Linked DNA regions of Homo sapiens: region 2 is linked to region 1. The links are chromatin contacts, found by Hi-C or POLR2A ChIA-PET in ENCODE. All regions are on one chromosome and are shown on one strand. Each heading gives the region's core, a stretch centred on a gene start or an enhancer-like site at or near the end of the contact. The rest is flanking DNA. Distances are from core to core; before and after follow the strand shown. Region 1 holds the start of COMMD3-BMI1 (COMMD3-BMI1 readthrough). Region 2 overlaps PIP4K2A (phosphatidylinositol-5-phosphate 4-kinase type 2 alpha).

Region 1 (4,873 bases), core at 1,225-3,724:
TGTACACTTAAGGTCACCAAATATGCAGGTCTGTACATCCTATGAAGTTGATTGGTCTAAAATAACACAACAAACACGCAACAGCTTTTAACTCTAGGTTTTAAGAAGTTCCCTAAATCCCCCGCTAGAGAAGTTTCTTAAACTTTACCTTTATCTGATATTCCAAGCGCCAAGAAACATCCGTTATATGAGGGAGAGATCTGCCTATACTGAAAGATGCAATGATAACTTCGTACATAGTCTCCTCAGAAGAACTTTTCAGTTATTTATATTTACTAAGAATGGCTCTACTTTCCACCCCCAACTCCATTTTAATCCATTCTGAATTTAAACCATTGTTAAACTTTATTTTTAAATTATGAATGGTAAAGGAGCATTTCAAAATCATCTCAATAAACGATCTTTAAAAACATGAGCTTAACTTCAATTGCTTGACATGCCCTTTGGCTCCTTTTCTTTGGGTCAAGATCCCGAAGATCTTGTTTCACACCAACACTCTCCATTCATACCTGCAAGTGAAAAGTGCCTCAGCTTGACACCTTATACAGTACCTACCTTCCCAGTAGGATTTCTAGGGAATTCTTATTATTCTGGAGAGAAAAAAGAAAGCAAGAAAGAAAGAAAAAAAAACATCTTTACAAACAAAGTAAAAGAAAAATAGTACTGTTAATTAAAAATTTTAAAGTAAGTAACCTGATATTCCGTGCAAAACAGTTCTATTCGCTCTCTGTCAAATTTACAGTCTTCTAGATAAGTGCTAGAAGAAAGAAAAAAAAAGCCAAAGTTCTGTCTCCATTTTTAAAACTGAAATTGAAATCATTAAGGTAGTATTTGAAAATAAATGGATATTTAAATAAATCCTGTACCTTAGAGTTGACTTGTCAGCTCGGTGCTTTCCTGCCTCTAGTATGTAAGTTGCAGCTGCTGCATGACAATGTTTTAAAACCACTGGGTCGATATGTTTCAAGTCTGGATGATCTAAAATAAATTAACTTCCAGTGATGCCTATGATAATAAATTCTTTACAGTCATGTTCCAAAAAGGATATTTTAATTTGGGTTTAAAAACCCTTTAACAAGATTAAAAACATCAACTATAAGGACAGTCAATTATAAGTAAATGAGATGAGCAACAAGATCAAGTGAAAAACAATAAAAAGAACACAACAAGAACTCTACTATTACTAGCTTCAATTAACTTATTTTGCCTTAATATTTTTACTATTAAAAAATATTATAGCCCCCAAAGAAAATATAACAATGCAATGGTCATTCTAACACTGGAGTAAATTCAAAGGAAAAACAAGATAAATATTTTACATTGTGTCAATTTTAGAATAAACTTCCATCCTAAAAATGATGAGTTTAGGGTAACCGGCTCCATGAACAAATACATCAAGGGGGTAGAAGGTAGGGCATGAGTTCAGAATATAAGATACAAATTTCAAAATTATATTAGTACTTTCAGGGTTTGACAGTCATTTTTTTTTTGAGATTAACCCAGGTGGTGGTTACTATTTTCGTTTAAGAACTTCCACTTTCATACTTTTTGTACAAGTGTTTAGTTCATGAAACTACAGAAAAAAAACAAAAATTTGAATTGTTGGGATATTTATATTTAAGAAAATCATCTAAAAGCGATCGGTCTTAAAATATGTCTTCAATCCATACTGACACTGCACCTCCGCAGTCACTGACCGGATCGCTTAAAAGACACTCGCATCCTGGTAACTGGGGCGGAACAAAGTATTGTGCATCATAGTTTAAGGTTCTAGGCGTAGAACCTGTGTAAACATGCTGAACTAGAGCGCTGGAGTGATCATAGCAACTTGAGGTATGCTCTAAGTTGGCAAATGTCAACACTGTCTGACCTAGTAATTACTTCGGAAACAGACCCTTAAACCTTTGCTAGCCTAGCCCTGGAAGCTTGAATTGCAGGGAGCTCCCCAGATGAAGTCCAACTGTCAAAACAGCCGCAGCCTCAGACAAGGCTAAACACCTTAGATGTTTAGGCCACAAACAAGACTTGAACACCGGCTTTACAAAAGAACAAAGAGACTGGGAGGGAAACCGGGCCAGGAACGTGGAGTTGGCTCTATGCAGGTGCCAAGTGGGGCCAAAACAATGCTCAGAGTCTGCTCCGAGTCCTGGCAGAGCCACGTCCCCAACACTCCGTCCGGAGCGAAGGGCAAAGCCCGGAGACTTCCTCTTCCCGGGGCTTTCCCCTTCTCGCTCCGCCGGCTCCTCTTCTCCGAGCGCCCCTCCACCCCGGCGGATCCAGCTCCGAGCCGAGCCGAGCGGCTTACCTAACACGGCCTCGTCCGCCTGGGCGTCCAGCAGACTCTGGAATGCCGCCCGGAGGAGAAGCGTGAAGGCGTTGGAGTCGAAGGAGCGGGGATCCGCCAGCATCTGGAAGCCTTTCTGCACAGACTCCGAGAGCTCCATTGTGAGCGCGCCGTGACCTTCGACACGCACACCACGTGACACGCGCCGCGCGCTCAGCTGATGCGGCCGCGCGCGCACGCGGCTCGGGGCGGCTGGCGGCGGCGCGGGCTGCGGGGCCTCCCCGCCCGCCTCCGCGCCCGCGCGCGGGTCCCGCGCCCCCAGCCGCCGCCTACGGCCTCCCACCGTTTCCGTCCAGCTCTCGCTTGTCCAGCGCAGGCCGCGGGAGCTGCCGAGCCTTGGCGAGAAGGGCGGCCTCGGGCGTTTTGTGGACGCGCTCGGCGCTTTCTCCTTGGTTCGGCGCTTACCTCGGACGGCCACCAGCTCGGTTCCCTGAGAGACCCCGGGGAGACTGCGGACGGTGTCGGGATCCCGGCCCCCGCCTCCCGCAAACGGCGTCCTCCCCGCTCCTCGCTCTGCGCGAATCCTGCGGGAAGCTCCGATCTCAGGCAACTGGATTTTGCTTTTGTGGTTTTTTGTTTGTTTTGTTTGTTTTTTAGCTCACCAGCTTAACCTCGCAGCACTGCCCTTTTATGAGACTGTAAGACATCTAATTATGTGATTCTTGCTTATTTTTACTTTTTTTTTTTTGTCATTTCTGGAATACGGCAGTAGTGTCCTTCCTGCATGGGGGGTGTGTACACATGCACGCATACATAGAGTTCCTGTATGCACTGCACTCCAGCAATCGGATTAATAAATTATTCATGAACAGATTTGACAGGATTATTAACAATTTTATATGCCGCTGCAAATAAAGCCAACTGCCATACACATTTTGTGCTACTCACCACATCTATGGGTCCCGTTTTAGTTGCTCTATAGAATCTGCATAAATACGTTTTTATTAAACAGCTACCTTAGTAAAGTACAGTTAGGAATGGCAAGATCTTTATTAGAAGTGAGTTACTGTTTAGGATGCTCATACCTTTAAAGATTCAAATACTGTATAAAGTTTAACTTCCTCTCTATTTCTACGAAGTTGGTTTAGAGAACAAGAATGATTCTTTAAAAAACCCGTGAAGCAAAGTAGATTAGGTATTTTTAATCAAAAGCACTTGAAAAGTTAAAAAATGCAAGTTCTTGAAGGGTGGAGGGAAGGGATGCGGAACAACAAAGATGTTTTAGTCTTCAGGAGCGATTATTTGCAACATTAGACCCAAAGTGAAACATTATTTTCTTTTTCTAACTTAGATGTCTGTTTTAAAAATTTTTGATGGATACAGTTGACATTTACCTTGGCACCAATACATAAAGTGTACCTCATTTCACAACAGGATGCAAATGGAGTAAGCATCAGTAACAGATTGAGTAACTACTCAGCCCTCCTTTGAAAGCTTTAAAAGGCACGTGCAGTGGCTCCTCACTCGGTGAGAATATAGTAGCAGTGAAGGATTTAAAAGTCTCCCTAGAGTCTTTATGAAACAAGCACCTATTAATCATGTTCATCTTTTCTTCCCATCACTCATCTTCCTAATTTGTTTCTCATTAGTAGTAAAATGTCAGTTGAAAAACTTCATGATACCTGATTACATAGAGAATAGTCAGGACAGAGTTGTGTAAATGTTCAACAATATTAACAACACCCAAGCTTATTATGTTTATTACACATGTATTTTATGACCTAGTGTAACGTTGATTATTAATACTCTAATAGAATTTGAGTTGATAACTCTAATACTCAATTTAGTGTCAAAAAAGAGAGTATTAATCATGGACATAGATTTTAAAATATTATTTTAAAAGAAAAATAAACACAAGTGGTTGTCAATTTGTGGGCATGAAAGTTAGGAAATTCAGAAGGATTGTTTCCATAATAGCTGTCATATTACTTTGTTGCCCATGTATAAGTACTTTCTCTTAGAATGTTTCCTCCTCTTAGGCCTAAGTATATTCATGTGTTAGGCCTAAGTGATGGGCACATTTTAAGCTCACAAAAATTTTCACCATAATGTGTTCTAATGCTAGAAAAACGGAATTTTCCTACTACAGGTATATTTATTTAAACTTCCTTTGAAGGAGGCACAGGATCGAGTGTTTCAAACGTGTGTCTTTGACAAGTCATTGAAATACATGGAAGTATGATCATCAAAAGGCATGACTACCCAGATGTAGACTCTCTTGGTTACAGCCATAAAGATCAATGCATTTTATGTTAGAAAAACTACATATGAACATATTCTGAAAGTATGAAAATACTGTTTAAAATTTTGCTTTACTCAAAACAGCATTGGAACTTTGACTAAACTTTAAAAAATTCTGCATGCTCAAAGCCAGTAAACTAAATTTGGCTTCCCAAAAGCCTTTTAAAAGAACAATTATGTGCAGCTGAAAACAACAAAATACAGATGCAACCATCTTCACATTAACAATATATCTTGCCTCCTAAACTGCAAATATTAGGTAGACAATGCTGATAAATTTATTTTTCT
Region 2 (4,688 bases), core at 671-3,170, 370 kb before region 1:
TAATGTCTTTGAGATTGCCTAAATTTACATTTTGCTCTCAAGTATTTTTAAGTCATAAAACAGCAAGCCAGTGGGGAAAATAAACTGAAAGATGGTTTGCCACAGGCCTGAAACTGTGAGTGGGGAAGTTGGCATACTAAATTGTAATACAGACAGATGTGAGGTAATGCATTTAAGGGGGGGAAAAAGACTACATTCTACACACAAAGTAATGGGCTCCAGGCTTCTTGTGAGTATTTCAGATAGGAATCATTCAGTTTCTAATGGGTATTTGGCCGATGTGGTGCTTATTGTAGCCAGGAACGTTCCGGGCAAGGAAGCGCTGGGCGATTCCAGGAGAGATATAAAGAAAATATTTCAAGATCTGACACACTTTGAATTGTGTGTGTGTGTGTGTGTGTGTGTGTGTGTGTGTGTGTGAACTGCTTGGTAGGAAAGCTACAAGAGAGACTGGGAAAGGCTAAGGGAGGGGCGACTGAAAGAGGTACCAAACCATGAGAAGAAATTACAGTCAGGAGGGACGCTGCAGTCTGGAAAGATGAAGCTGTGATTAAAAACCATGATAAACACGTGCTCAACAGACTTCTTTATCAAACCCTGCAGAAGGGAACAGAAGAAAGCAGTTGCTGCTTGAGGGGGAAAGTTAATGGAAGAAGAAAATAACTTGTTTTCGACAGTTGACAAAGCAGTTTCACCTTTGTCATCTCACCTGACCTGTACCCAGCACTGAGGAGAAGGCTGGGGACAAGTCATTATTCACATTTGACAGATGAGCAAACAGATCAGAGTAAGTGACTCGGCTAAGTCCACACTGTCAGCTCTGCGGTCAGGATCAAACCTGGCTCTGACTCAGGTCCCCTTGCACTTGGCCCACCTCTGAGTTGCGAAAACTTGGGGTCTGTACCACAGCATGGAAGACTTAGGATCACTGTGAAAAACTGTGACTTAAGATCACAGTGAAAAACGGCAAATGCAAATACTGTTAAAGCCTTGACTCGGTGGTATGAGCAGAACTCATAAGAGTTGAGTCAGAGAGCAGTCCAGGTGTCTTCAGCTCAGATAGCTGCCCTTGCTAGAGAGGCTGCTGGTTGAACAGTAATTTATCAGCTTGATCCAACATAAAGTTTCTTCATTTTTATTTATACTGTACTGTCGTGTCAGCTGTTTTTGTTGTTGTTGTTGTTGTTGTTGTTTTTCTTTTTCTTTTCTTTTTGGCTTCAGAAATGGCCTCAGCTACGCAAAAATAAAGAAGGATCTGAAAGATCAGTCTTGTTGTAAAGAAGACAGCAGGTGACATGGTAGATGACCGCACATTGTTCATTCCCAAGGTCATGGGTAGTGCCAGGATTTTCAGACGCAAATGATGCATATGTAAAGATGACTGGACCATCTGTGTCTCTTCAGATCCTGTTGCAATTACCAAGTGTTCCCAGCAAGGGTTAATGTGGTGTGTGAACCTGACTAACCTCAGGTTCTAGTTCTCCCTCCCTGAGTAGAGAGTCTAGGAGCCAAGTTCAGACTGGCTCAGTCTGGAGGAATTCACAAGTGAGGCAGGTTTAATGGAAGAACAGATACTCTGAGGTTTTGGAGGGCCTGTGATGTGCTTGTCAGCGGGTTCCTGCTTCTGCCACCCCCACCACGGAGCACCAACCATGTGGTTTGTTCTTTGTGTACTTTGTTAGCTAAACTCTCAAGTGTCAAGTTGATGGCACTTTTTTTTTAGGTTCATGGACACTGTTACTGTCCAATAATTTGTAAGTCAGCAATGCTTTGTTTTATCAGTAAAATAAAACACTATATTAGGAATAGCATGATCAGAACAGGGTGGTTTCCTAATTTTTAGATTGCTGGCCTTTTCTAGAAAATAAAGGCAAGGTGTGCATACTTGAGGTTTGAGGGCTACCATTGCCTCCTGGCAGAGGAAATGAGTAGGCCTGATAGTTGCTAGGTTAAAAAGAAACAGTAGTTGAAATACTGAGAAAAGTTTAATGAAAAGTAACTTTGGCTCTTAAGTAGAACAGTTTGAGGACAGTGAAAAATTCAGTAGCTAAGGGTTGTGTGCTCTCTACACAGGGATGGTGTGTGGATTTGTGGATAAGGTATGCAACAGAGTACTCCTCTTTGAGCATTTTTATATCTTGAATTAACTATAGCACAGGAGTTGGCAGACTATGGCTTGTGGGCCAGATCTGGCCCGCTGCTTGTTTTTGTGTGGCCACGAACTAAGGATAGTTTTTACGTATGTACAAAAAAAAAAATGGTTTTCTAAAAAAGTATTTCATAATGTGAAAATTCTATGAAATTCAAATTTCAGTGTCTGTAGATAAGTTTGATTGGAACAGAGCCACACTCATTTGTTTGCCAGTTTGTAGCTGCTCAAACAGCAGAGGTGAGTCATTGTGACAGAGACTGTGTGGCCCGCAGAGCCTAGAATTATTTACTGTCTAACCCTTGCAGGGAAAGTTAGTCAGTTTCTGCTACAGTAAAATATTGCTGGTAGCTGAAATTAGGAGTTTTCACCTCTTTTCCTGCGTTTTATTTTTTAATTTTAATTTAATTTTATTTATTTTATTTTTTTTTAGAAATAGGGTCTTGCTCTGTCACACAGGCTAGAGTACAGTGGCGCCATCATGGCTCAATGCAGCCTCTACCCCCCAGGCTCAAGGCATCCTCCTACCTCAGCCTCTTGAGTATGTGGGACCACAGGTGCATGCCACCACACCTGGCTAATTTTTAAAATTTTTTGAAGAGACAAGGTCTCACTGTGTTGCCAAGGCTGGTCTCAAACTCTGAAACTTAAACAGTCCTCCTGCCTGGGCCTCTCAAGGTGATGGGATTACAGGCATGAGCCACTGTGTCTGGCTGAGAAGCCAGGTCTTGAGAAGCCAGGTGGCTCAGAAGGCCTAGCTGACAGTGTAGGGGAGACAGAGGTCCCCTCCAACCTCCCTTTAGCTCTTAGTGGGCTCTTCAGCTGGATCTAGAAGTCAGGTTGACATCAGGCAGATTAATAGGAGAAAGGAATACAAATTTTCTTAGTGTTACTTGCACCTGGGAATCTTTAAAAGAGTGAAATCCAAAGGAATTGGCCAAAGCAAGACACTTTTATGCTGAGAACGATACATTTGAGAAGAAATGACAAGAAAAAATCTGGGGCAGTACATTTCTAGGGGAGTCACTGGGAGGATACATGGGGAGTATAAAACAGGTAGAAGATAAGGGCTACTTCCAGAAATTTCCTTATTCAGGTTAGTTGCATCTTCCAAACCCTAGTCTCTGGGATAAGGGCTATTTTCTCGCCTGAATAGGTGAGGGGCCCCTCCCAAAGGAATCTTTGTGGCTTGCTACATGCAGGAAGACCCAGGTCACCTGGCTTGTTGGGGTCAAGTTGGAATCTACAACTTTTTCAGTGTTTTCAGCTCACACTAATCAATATAAAAATCCGGCATATTTTGGGATGGCATGTCCTTCACTCTTTGAACAACATCACCAAGACCTCAATACATGTGTAGGGTCACCTTGGATCACCAGCCCTCGCTGAGCTGTCGCAGGAACACAATGTTGAGCCTCCTTGAGTTCTTGACCCATGTCATTATGAGCCAATAAAATGGCAGTGGTTTTAAGCCATGAAGTTTTGGGGTGTTTTTTACGCAGTGTTACTTAACTGAAAAGGACTAGGGATGTATGCTAGCCTTTTTATTGTCATTCATGACAGAGGGAAAATACCCTCTCATCCAGGATGTTAGTAAAGAATGTAGTTAAATCCTTCTGCCACTTGAGTTCCTGGTACGTGTGGCTCATCTAAGACATTAAATGCTATTTTTATGATTATAAAAACAATGCATGCTTATTGGAGAAGATTTAGAAAAGGATAGAAAATTCTAAAGCACAATATTTAAATTACTCATAATTCGGCCATCTAAAGATAATCACGATTAATACCAGCCTTTTCTTTAAAAATATATTCTTGTTTTATAAAATTTATTTATAGTTTTGTACTCTGCTTTATTCGTGTAGTAAACAAGCATATTTCAAAAACATAATTTTTAATGACCACAGCAGCCCATTTAAGTGGATTTAAAAATCCACATAATTCAAAAGTAGTGCATGGTCTTCATTTTTTGTTTCTAGGTTTGCTAGAGTATTTTTTTTTAAAGGAATCCTTTTTAAAGACAGCTTTATTGAGATATAATTCACATATGATATAAAGTGTACAATTCAAATACCATTTAGAATATGCAATTCATTGCTTTTTAGTATATTTACTAAAATGTATATATTTTTATATACTATTTAAATATAGGGGTTGTATAACCATTCTCAATCTAATCTTAGAACATTTTCATCCTCTCTAAAAGAAACCTAAACCTTATTTCCCCCAACCCCTACCCCCAGCCCTAGGCAACCACTAATCTGCTTCCTGTCTCTGTAGATTTGTATGTGGGCTTTTGTGACTGGCTTTGTTCATTTGGCATAAGGTTTCCAAGGTTCATCCACATTGTACCTTGTAACAATACTTAATTCCTTTTTATGGGGGTCAAGGCATATTCTATTGTGTGGATAGACCACATTTTGTTTATCCTTTCACCCATTAATGGACCTTTGGATTGTGTTCATGTTTTGGCTATTACGAATAATGCTGCTATGAACATTTGTGTAGAAGTTTTTGTGTGGACCCATGTTTTTATTTT

The links. A loop is a pair of places that touch in the nucleus more often than their neighbours do. ChIA-PET counts read pairs that join two places held with the same protein, here RNA polymerase II (POLR2A). Pooled maps may share reads with other maps.
Region 2: a loop to region 1 is called in a pooled map, with 3 times the contacts of the local background. The contact joins the enhancer-like site here to the promoter of COMMD3-BMI1 in region 1. A Hi-C loop is called at or near these places in 2 of 168 maps with a recorded cell type or tissue (IMR-90 and PC-9), 1 of 37 single-sample maps with no recorded cell type and 11 of 50 pooled maps. POLR2A ChIA-PET finds 5 or more read pairs at or near these places in 5 of 52 experiments (AG04449, HEK293, MCF 10A and 2 more).

The regions. Positions count from the first base shown.
Region 1 is chr10:22,313,989-22,318,861 of GRCh38, reverse strand. COMMD3-BMI1 (COMMD3-BMI1 readthrough) reads right to left here and starts at 2,474. Exons shown (of 14, transcript NM_001204062.2): 1 at 2,306-2,474; 2 at 867-978; 3 at 694-757; 4 at 556-590. The coding sequence starts at 2,444. COMMD3 (COMM domain containing 3) reads right to left here and starts at 2,474. Exons shown (of 8, transcript NM_012071.4): 1 at 2,306-2,474; 2 at 867-978; 3 at 694-757; 4 at 556-590; 5 at 149-209; 6 at 1-56. The coding sequence starts at 2,444. RefSeq lists an enhancer at 1,927-2,226 and a silencer at 2,497-2,616.
Region 2 is chr10:22,679,568-22,684,255 of GRCh38, reverse strand. All of the region lies in intron 1 of PIP4K2A (phosphatidylinositol-5-phosphate 4-kinase type 2 alpha), which reads left to right. Among named protein-coding and RNA genes, the nearest start is that of PIP4K2A, 33 kb to the left of the region's middle. RefSeq lists enhancers at 203-272, 813-1,032, 1,773-1,892. Within about 2 kb of position 1,920, at least 19 of the 41 ENCODE cell types and tissues checked have a DNase peak (open chromatin) inside an H3K27ac peak, as active enhancers do; they include PC-9, where a contact is called at or near this core.